Regions from separate parts of the Homo sapiens genome. Here region 1 is linked to region 2. Evidence: chromatin contacts called from ENCODE Hi-C or POLR2A ChIA-PET data. All regions are on one chromosome and are shown on one strand. The core of a region is the stretch at or near the end of the contact, and the rest is flanking DNA. Distances in the headings are between cores, read along the strand shown. Region 1 holds the start of C2orf15 (chromosome 2 open reading frame 15). Region 2 holds the start of CRACDL (CRACD like).

Region 1 (5,259 bases), core at 2,392-4,891, 210 kb before region 2:
GACCTCAAGTGATCCACCTGCCTTGGCCTCCCAAAATGCTGGGATTATAGGTGTGAGTCACCGCACCTGCCACACAAGAGTCTTTAGAAGTGAAAGAGGGAGGTAGAATGTGTTAGCCATGATGCAATGTGAGGAGGACTTGACTGGCCATTTTTGGCGTTGAATATAGACTGGGATCACAAGCCAAGGAACATGGGCTGCCAGTAGAAGCTGGAAAGGCAAGAAAGGGGATTTTCCCCTAGAGCCTCCAGAAGGAATGTAGACCTGCCTGACATCTTGATTTTAGCCCAGTGAGACCCAATTTGAACTTGTAAATCTCCAGAACCGTGTGATAATAAATTTGTGTTGCTTAAAGACACCAAGTGTGTGGTAAATTGTTGCACAGCCGTAGCAAACAACTCTACTAGCAAGCACTCTCTCCTGTCTCTTTGCCTTATTCGACCCCAGACCTATCACCCCATTGCTGTTCCTCAAGCATATTCTATGCCAAACCTTCTCCTGCTTCAGGACCTTTGCACTTACAGTTCCCCCAGCCTGAAGCAATTTTTGCATTGCAAACCACATCCCTTGAGGATAGTTAGTGACATGGGGCCTGGAACTGTGAAGAATGGCAGACTTCTGCTGCTAGTCATGATGGAGTAACAGAGACCAGACTTATCCTCATGCTTTCAGCATCTTTTTTTTTTTTTTTTTTTTTTGAGACAGAGTTTTGTTCTTGTCCCCCAGGCTGGAGGGCGATGGCACGATCTCGGCTTACCGCAACCTCTGCCTCCCGGGTTCAAGCAAGTCTCCTGCCTCAGCCTCCCGAGTAGCTGGATTACAGGCATGAGCCACCGTGCCCCGCCTGCTTTCAGCATCAAAACACAAAACACATGAAGCAATGGCTTTTAGATATTGGACAACAGGCAGTTCGGGAGAGTGATCCTTGAGAAACAGGAAATAAAGTGAGCCCTATGAATGGACATTGCCTGGAACTTTCAGGCCTCGGCATAAGGAGGAAACTCTCTGATTTAAAAAACGGAACACAGGCCGGGCGCGGTGGCTCATGCCTGTAATCCCAGCACTTTGGGAGGCCGAGGCGGGCAGGTCATGAGGTCAGGAGATCGAGATCATCCTGGCTAACACAGTGAAACCCCGTCTCTACTAAAAATACAAAAAAATTAGCCGGGCGTGGTGGTGGGCGCCTGTAGTCCCAGCTGCTCGGGAGGCTGAGGCAGGAGAATGGCGTGAAGCCGCGAGGCAGAGCTTCCAGTGAGCGGAGATCGCGCCACTGCACTCCAGCCTGGGAGACAAAGCGAGACTCCATCTCAAAAAAACAAACAAAAAAAAGGAACACAGCATCAGTGAGCTGTGGAACAAGATCAAGTGGCTTAACACATATGGAATTGGAGTCCCAGATTTTTTTTTGAGGGGATCAGGAAGAGGACAGTGAAAACAAAACAAAAAATAGTAATAACAGAGGTTTTTGTAGTGAAGCTTTTGAAATGATGGAAAAATTAAGGGACTAGAAAACCAAGACCTTAGAAGGTGTCTGTCACGAGAGAGCAAGCACAGGGTACTATATAAGGCTTAGCCTGGGCCAGGCACAGTGGCTCATGCATATAATCCCAGCACTTGGGATGCTGAGGTGGGTGGATCACTTGAGTCCAGGAGTTCAAGACCAGCCTGGGCAACATGGTGAAACCGCATCTCTACAAAAACATACAAAAATTAGCTGGGCATGGTGGCACATACCTGTGGTCCCAGCTACTCAAGGGGCTAAGGCAGGAGAACTGCTTCAACCTGAAAGGTGGAGGGTGCAGTGAGCTGAGATCATGCCAACGCACTCCAGCCTGGGTACAGGGCAACAGAGTGAGACTCTGTCTTAAAAAAAAGGAAAAAAAAAAAAAGTCTGGGCGCAGTGGCTCACACCTGTAATCCCAGCACTTTGGGAGGCTGAGGCGGGTGGATCATGAGGTCAGGAGATCAAGACCATCCTGGCTAACACAGTGAAACCCTGTCTCTACTAAAAATACAAAAAACAAAAAACAAACAAAAAAAAAGCTGGGCGTAGTAGTGGGCGCCTGTAGTCCTAGCTACTTGGGAGGCTGAGGCAGGAGAATGGCATGAACCCGGGAGGCGGAGGTTGCAGTGAGCCGAGATCGTGCCACTGCACTCCAGCCTGGGCGACAGAGTGAGACTCTGTCTCAAAAAAAAAAAAAAAAAAAAAAAAAAGGTTTAGTTGGGGCAGGGTGGGACACTCACTACCCCTTGGGTTTCCACAGAGGGAAGGAAATTTTTACTTTCTCAGGTTAGGGGAGAAAGTCAACAGTTCTTGATAGGAAAAAAAAGGAAAATCTTTTCACCCTCTTTTGGCCTTAAAATGATCATTTCCTTATATTCTTTCCAAATAATCTTCAGTACCGTCTAGGTGGCATACATAAGTGCTTAAACTTTTCTTATTCTTTCTATAAGGGAAGTACTTTCCTACTTCCTATATTAATAATCTCCCCACCCCCGAAGTCTTCAACTCCAGCTGATAGTTTTAAACTTAGAACATTCTTTCCTATTTGTTTTTAATAATGCTAGATAATGTATTCAAAATAATCTTAGTATCTGAAGAGGAAATGAGATTATACATTATTCCCTCTAACATAACTTCTCAGTTTGTTATTTTGTGCATTTAAAAAATTACATTTCCGAGGATATGTGCTCCTTGTGTCCTCTAACCTCTTAATCTAAAATAACAGGGACACTTAATTTTTTTTGGTATCTAATTATACTTACAAAGTATATGATATCTGAAAATAAATGCGACAAAATATGAGACCATGTAATAACACGATGAAAAGACATTGGAAAAACATGGCATTTATATTAAATGTATTTTTATGACTAAATTTGTTCTACACAAAAGTTGTTTATCCCTGCCAATGATATCTTGTGGGGGGAAAAATGAGTACTCACCTGGCGAAAACAGGAATTGTTAGTCTCCTCAAACGAGAGCTTACTCTTGAAATACACAGCGTTCTACCATATCAAGGTCATCAGAGAATTGCTGTAAAAACCTAGTGTCTATGTCATCTGCAGGAAAAGGAGATAAAGTCACCATTATCATCCAGAAGCTCTTGAGTTATTTAAGAAGGGACATGGTAGGTATTAAGAAAAATTAAGAAGACTTTTTTCCCCCCCATTCTGGGCTCCAAAAAATTGGTAGAAGAATGCAGCGCTCATTCTTTTTCACTAAAAAGCTCATTTGTCACTTTAAGGTGAGGGGATTTGGAAAAGGACTGGCATGTGGAGAAGGAATATCGGTCAGGAATCTGGACTTTGTTGCTAGATCTGCCACTTCCTGATTCAGCCCTGATCGTGCAGAGCTGACCAAGGCCGTGGTCCCCAGGCTCCCCTGACTCCAGGCTGCCCACGCTCACCGGGACAGGCCGGCTCGCTCCCTGCAGGCTGCAGCGGGAGGGCTGGACCTGGAAGCCTCTCTTAAAACGGGCCCTGGCTGCAGCAGGAGCTGCGCCCGAAAGCAGCTCTGAGAGTAACCGGTTCACCGAACATGGGTCCAGAATGATGCCCAAGCCCTGGGAAAAGTGGCACAAAGCCACCGCCGCGAAGCAGCAGGTGTTTCAAGCTGAGGGAAGGCGGGGCTGCGAGAGACAGCCTTGCGCATGCGCGTTCCATCCAGGTGCGGCAGCCTCAGGCAGAGATTAAGAAATGAGTCGTGGAAAAGGGGGCTAGCGGCTGGTTACTAGGAGACGGGACGCTCGGCTCGGGCGTCTAGGCGCTGCGTGGGCGTGCGCCTGCGCGGCGCGGATGGGCCAGGAAGGGGTCCCTCCTAGGTGCCCTGTAAGGCAGGCAGGTAGACGTACGCGTCGCTCCGTGCGTAGGAGCGCGCGCACGGCTTGTAGACCCCGCGAGAAGGAAGGTCGAGCCAGGTACGCGTGCGCACCGGGCCTGGGGGCGAGCGGGACGGAAGCAAAGCTGGGGCGCCGGGGAGGTGGAAGACGAGCCCCACTCCGGTACAGAGCGTGAGGGCGGGGCCACGGCGGCACTGGCTGGCGCTAACCGCCCCCTCCTCCTTCCCGCGGGCTCCGTCCTTCCTCCGATCCGCCGGGGCGGGGCCAGGACGATTTGGGGGTGGGAAGGGAGGAGAAAGGGGCGGAGGATGGAGAGTGGGCGGTTCTTGTATCCCCCGCTGAGGCCGAGAGCTGACAGTCGCGGGGATGAGCTCTGGGCAGGACGGCGGGCCGAGGAGCCCGGGGAGGGACCCGGAGCTCCAGGTAGAAGCTGCGGAGGTGCGCGGGGTGGGGAGAGTGCTGCTACTGGACTGGAAGGTCTCTGAGAAGGCGGCTGCAAGCGGGCAGGAGTGGCGGGTGCGGGGCCGTGGCGGGCGGAGTTGGGCGCTAGCAGCGGGAGCGGCTGTGAGGGGCAGCGGCGGGCACAGCTGCCGGCCGGAAGCTCGGCAGCACGAGTTGCCCCTGTTTCTTGGGAGGTTAGGTTTGAGCCCAGTTCCTATGGTCACTGCTTCGCGTCCTCCCGCAGCTCTCCGCTTGGTTGTTGGGGAGACTGTTCAGTTTAGAAACGCTCTGGAAGCTCTGGTGGAGCCGAGGAATTTGGAAGTCACAGATTTGGGAGTTCAGCCTGACTCCCGATCGCTCATTTCTGAGCCTCTTTCTAGACTTGGGGTGGTGAAAGGCTGAGATTACATAGGCATTTGCATGAAAATCTCAGATAATTTTAGTAAAAATTATACACAGTAAAGGCAGGGAAAGCTGGCTTTTGTTGAAAAACTATTTGAGACTTAAATTGGATAACTAGGTGATCATGGACTTGATACCTAAAAACTCACAGAAATATGGTTTTTTTTCACTTTTTTTTTTTCGCAGCTTCGGGAAAGTTTGCATAGATTATAGTGTCCCAACGTTTTCCTTCTTCCATTCCAGGACCTTATATCCTAGGAGATTTCCTTGTTTAAAATTTTCTGTACTGGTGTTCAGCATTTCAAGTATACTTTGTTTACGTGTAAGGACATAAGTAGAATAACAATAGGTTTGTAAGTAGAAAAAAACAGGTTAGTTATAGAAGTAGGATGTCGCATTCGAATCTGCTTCCAGGATAAGACAGATTCTTGTTTGTATTTTAATTGATTAATGAGCCAAACTCTTCAGTCTTAATTAGTGGGAAATAACTAGGACGGTACATTAATTAAATATTAATTTTAAATCCTAAACTTTGGCATTATTTAATGGCAGCTTCCACAATATCTCGCGTACT
Region 2 (4,755 bases), core at 338-2,837:
GCGGCAAAAACTAACATGATTTTGAAGAGCAAGGAGCAGAGGCTCAAGGTGGGAGAGGAGAGAGGGGAGTATAGTTTTTGCAGTTGTTCAGTTTAGTTTGAGGATTTTGAAAAAAACAAACACACAGACACCCAACAAACTCGTTGTCTCTGATTGTCATGAGTCACCCATTCATTGTGAATGCAGGTTATTAATTTGGGGGGGGGTTATAAGGCTGAATCACTATTTTTGTTCTTTTTATACAGGGAACTTAAAGCACTTAACCATCAAAAGAGGCTTTTACGTGAATAGCTTGTGGCCAAGGGATAACATTAAAAATTCAAAAAGGAAACTTCGTTTGATATGCCCAAGTAAATGGGAAACTGTCTTGGGCCTCGTTTCGCTCGATTCTTCTATCTGGGATTTTGAGCCCCTTGAAAGCCACAGGTGGAGAGAGCTCCTTCCGGGGTCCAGGCCCTCTCGGCCTCCGACAGCCGAGCAGCTCGGCTTTTCCAGGCCTCCAGTGTGCGCGGCGCTAGCCGTCGGACCCAGCGTCCCGCGGAGTAGCGCGGATTCCGCGTGATCCCCTCCAAACAATGCGGACCTCGCCGCTCATTCTGGCGTCCGGTGACACCCGAGACTCCCCGTCTGACGTTAGTATCATCTCTTCCAGCCTGGGTTGAAGGCGTCCCCTGAGGACTCGTCGCAGCCTGGGCTCCCTGCTGGGACGCGACTCCCGCGCCTCTCGCCTGCCTGGCCCTGGGCGTGCACCGCCGGGGAAGAGGCCGGGACGGGGTCGCCGGGCTGTGCCATCCGCAGACCAAAGCCGCGGCTCGGGCTCCGGAGGAGATTCGCTGGGCGACCACCCAAGGCAGCTCCCTCCGTGCGCGGTCTCCCTAAATGGACCAGCCCTGTCTTTACAAGAAAAAGGATTTTAAAAAAAGAAGAAAGAAAGAAAATAAAGAAAGGCGAGCGCAGCTGAGACGGCATCAGCTGCCTTTCTTCCCACACTCGCCGGTGTCACACCCATGAATCACCTCCAGACGGGGCGGCAGCTTCCCTAATTAGCCTGGAGACGCTCAGGACCCACAGGGTTATAAAACAACAACAATAACAAACTTTTACTTTTATTCAAATGCACACTTCCTTCCCTCGGCGCCCACGCCCGCCGCAGGCCACTGACTTAGAGGGCGGATCCGGAGGTCACCTGGAGTCCCGGGTCCCTCTCACCGACGCGCGCGGGTGCCCTGGGCCAGTCCCGGACTGACTTGCCACCACCTCCGGGTCTCCGGTGCCCCCCGGCCCTCCCGGAGCCCCGACAGCGCCGCTGCGCGGACAGGCCGAGGCGGGTCGGGAGCGGCGCGGGCTTGGGAGGGAGCGCTGGGCAGCCGGGCCCGCACCCCGATTGCCCTCCCCGCACCCCGATCGCCCTCCCGCCTCCCGCGGGGCGTCCAAGGCCCAGGCCGGCGCCTGCGCCCCCCGCCCCGAGGTCTCGGCCCCACTCCGCCGGGCCAGCTGCGGAGGCGGCGTTGGGAGCTGTGCGCCGCGGGGGAGGTGCGCGCGGCGGCCGGCGAGGGGAGCTGAGCGGCGTCCGCCCCCGCCGAGCCGAGCGGAGCCGAGCGAAGCCGGCGCGCCTGCAGCTGGGAGCTGGGAGCTGGGAGCGCGCCGGGCGCAGGGCCGGGCCGGCCGCGGGAGGGTAGTGTCAGCGCCCGCGTCCAGCTCTTCGGCCGCAGACCCGGGCTGTCTGGAGGCCGCGCGGCCACCTGCTGCGTCGCCCCGGCTTTGGGCTGGGGCTAGACGCGCACCGCGGCGGGAGCAGCCCCGGCTCGCCGCACCCCGCGGAAGGTGCCCTTCTCTGCGCGTCTCGCCGAGCCCGGGCCACGCTCCTGTCCCAGGTACCTCGAGGGGTTTGAAATCGCGTGTCCCAAGGCAGGCGTGGGTCGAAGGCGGGGTGGGCGCGGGGGCACCGGGCGGAGGTGGGGCGGGCCGGGGCTAGGGGGTCGAGGGCAGAGGCCGTGAAGCCAGGGGCCCCTCGGACCCGGAGAGGCGCCACCCCCGCCGCCGAAGCCCTGGGCAGCTCCTGCGGCCGAGGGGGAGCCGGACGCGCTCGTGCAAGTGCCCAAAGTTTCCCTTTGCTCACTTTGCTGGACCCAACTTTCCACTGTGAGGCAAATCCAGCAGTTTACGCGCCAGGAAAATGAAAGAGGAGGGAGAGAAGGTCCTGCTCGGTTGAAATTGCTAGCATACGAGGTCTTTATGCCCACTGTCTCCACACGCAGTTGCAGGGGAAAGGAGTGGACACATTCACGAACTGCCTTATGCTTTAGGTGATGGTTTATTTAACAGGTTTTAGGCTTTGATTACACGCCACCCGGGAGGGATTCTGGAGTTGATCTAAGAAGTGTTCACATTTTTAATCAACAAATATTTGTTGAACAGAAGCTTCATCATAGGCAAAGATTCGGTATGAAGTTCACATGTGATCAGAGCATAATAGTCACTTGCTTTTGAAATGCAAGTCAGAAGCAGTGCGGCTGTGTGAATTTGACTCCGTGTAGGTGCAAACCGCCTGCAGGCATCAGGTCCTGTTGACAGTTTTGAGCCAGGAAATCCAAGTGGAAGACAGGCAGCTGTGTTACCCTTTTAGAGCCAGCTCACACCTTCCCAAACTGGTCTTAAGGTATCCTACTAGGTTATTGGAGCCTGCAGGCTTCCTTCATTTGCATATACCATAGACTAGAATCTGTGTAGACCCCTGGTATTTTCCCTGGAGCTCGGTCCCACGGGCGCACACCTGGAATGATGGAGCACTGTGGTCATCCTAAGAACCTATTGAGGTTATAAAATTGTGAGGAGAAAGATATCTAGAGACAGTGTCGTGTGGAGCTGGTGGAGAAGGTTGAGCTGGGCTGGTTTCTGGGCTCTGCCCCTATGCTGTGCCATCTTGGAGTCTGAGGCAACAGGAAAAATCAGGAACACTGATCCTGTCTTTATTTAAAAATGTGAGATTTTGTACATTAGGGATTTTTGTATTTGTTTTGATGTTTTAAAATATTGTAATAAGGCATTTATCTGACTGCATTTTTGGTACCCCCTTAAATTTTGTGCCTGTAGTGAGTACCTGGCTTGCCTGAGTCTGATTCTGGACCTCCTCCACGAGTCAAGTTCTTACTCTCTAAGCATCTGTTTCCTCACTTATAAAATAAAGTGTACCATCCATGGATGCTGCGCAGCTCAGCTGCTGCATAGGATGCGTCATGTGGGGCTCACTAACGGGTGGCTGTCCTGCTGAGATCACTGCTCTGCTTGGCCCTCTTAGGCTAGTTAAGATGAATCTTGGCTGGGCGCGATGGCTCACACTTGTAATCCCAGCACTTTGGGAGGCCGAGGCAGGTGGATTGCCTGAGGTCAGGAGTTCGTGACCAGTCTGGCCAACGTGGTGAAGCCCTGACTCTACTAAAAATACAAAACAAAAATAGCCAGGTGTGGCGCCTGTAATCCAGCTACTCGGGAGGCCGAGGCAGGGGAATTGCTTGAACCAGGGACGTAGAGGTTGCAGTGAGCTGAGATGGCACCACTGCACTCCAGCCTGGGCAGCAGAGTGAGGCTCAGTCTCAAAAAAAAAAAAAAAAAAAAAGGATGAATCTTGACCAATCTCAGTGCACCATTCAGGGAAATGAGAGCAGTGATAGTGCTATGGTTTGAATGTTTGTGTCCCCCCAAAAATTCATATGTGGATTCCTAATCCTCAAGGTGATGGTATTAAGAGATGAGGCCTTTGGGAAGTGATAGGTCATGAATGGGCTTGGTGCCCTTATAAAAGAAGCGCAAGGAGCTCGCTCGTCCCTTCCACCATGTGAGGACACTGTGAGGAGGCGCCTTCTATGAGGAATGGGCCCCCACCAGACACCCAACCTGCCAGTGCCTTGATCTTGGACTTCCAGCCTCTGGAACTGCAAGGAATAAATGTCTGTTGTCTATGAGCTGCCCGGTTTATGGTATTTTGTTATAGCAGCTGAAATGGACTCAGCTGGCCAGCCCTCAGGGATGCTCTTGGTTAAATGAGAGAATAGATGTGAAGGTACCAGGCCTCCAGGAGGGTGGGTTTTCTGTGATGTCCTGGTGGGCCTGGATTTGACTTAGCTACCTTGCAGTCACTGGCTCTTCCCCTGCAGGCTGGCTCCGTGCCTTGTCATGCAGTTGCTTGTTGTGCACATAAATACTGCTTGTGTTGCAGGTGGACTCTCTGGGTGGAAACCTGCCCAGGGTTTATTGTGGAAAGGTGCAAAATTTTGTGTAAGTGAGCTTGATTTTGCTGTCCCTAGTGAAGTCCCTTGGTTCCCTTTTTCATATACTCAGTTCCCAGTGCATGGTTCTGTTTTTCTAGAGCCTAATTCAATGGTATTATTTCAGTCACTATTTAGCTTAAAGGTAGCTTCGTCCCTGGTGGGAGTCAGTCTCTCAGTCTTTCCACGTTACTCCTCGGGGACCCCTTTTCGCTACAAGTCACCCCTGGGCACCAGGAGAGGGTTGTAGTCCCATCAGAGCTTGAGGGGAGTGGCCCTGACTGGTCATCTGGTCCTCTTGCGGTGCCCCAGTGAGTCCCTTTCCCCTCCACATGGAGCCTCCGGCTCACATTTCCATCATTGTCCAGCTGGTGTCCCCAGGGTGAGCCACAGCGGGGACCTGGCTCTTCCATTGGCCCAGAGGTCCCCATGCTCTGAGGTCTCTTCTGGGCCCCTATTGGGCACCTGGGAGCCCGCCCAGGTTGTGCGG

What was found. A loop is a pair of places that touch in the nucleus more often than their neighbours do. ChIA-PET counts read pairs that join two places held with the same protein, here RNA polymerase II (POLR2A). Pooled maps may share reads with other maps.
Region 1: a pooled map shows a loop between it and region 2 (3-fold over the local background). The contact joins the promoter of C2orf15 here to the promoter of CRACDL in region 2. A Hi-C loop is called at or near these places in 4 of 50 pooled maps. POLR2A ChIA-PET finds 5 or more read pairs at or near these places in 4 of 52 experiments (HEK293, HEK293T, WTC11 and 1 more).

Annotation. Positions count from the first base shown.
Region 1 is chr2:99,140,089-99,145,347 of GRCh38, reverse strand. It overlaps C2orf15 (chromosome 2 open reading frame 15), which reads right to left and starts at 3,641. Exons shown (of 4, transcript NM_144706.4): 1 at 3,411-3,641; 2 at 2,947-3,063. The region is part of intron 1 of TSGA10 (testis specific 10); the gene reads left to right. RefSeq lists an enhancer at 2,904-3,710 and silencers at 3,932-4,241, 4,312-4,381.
Region 2 is chr2:98,933,057-98,937,811 of GRCh38, reverse strand. CRACDL (CRACD like) reads left to right here and starts at 1,587. Exons shown (of 10, transcript NM_207362.3): 1 at 1,587-1,874. RefSeq lists a silencer at 2,220-2,420.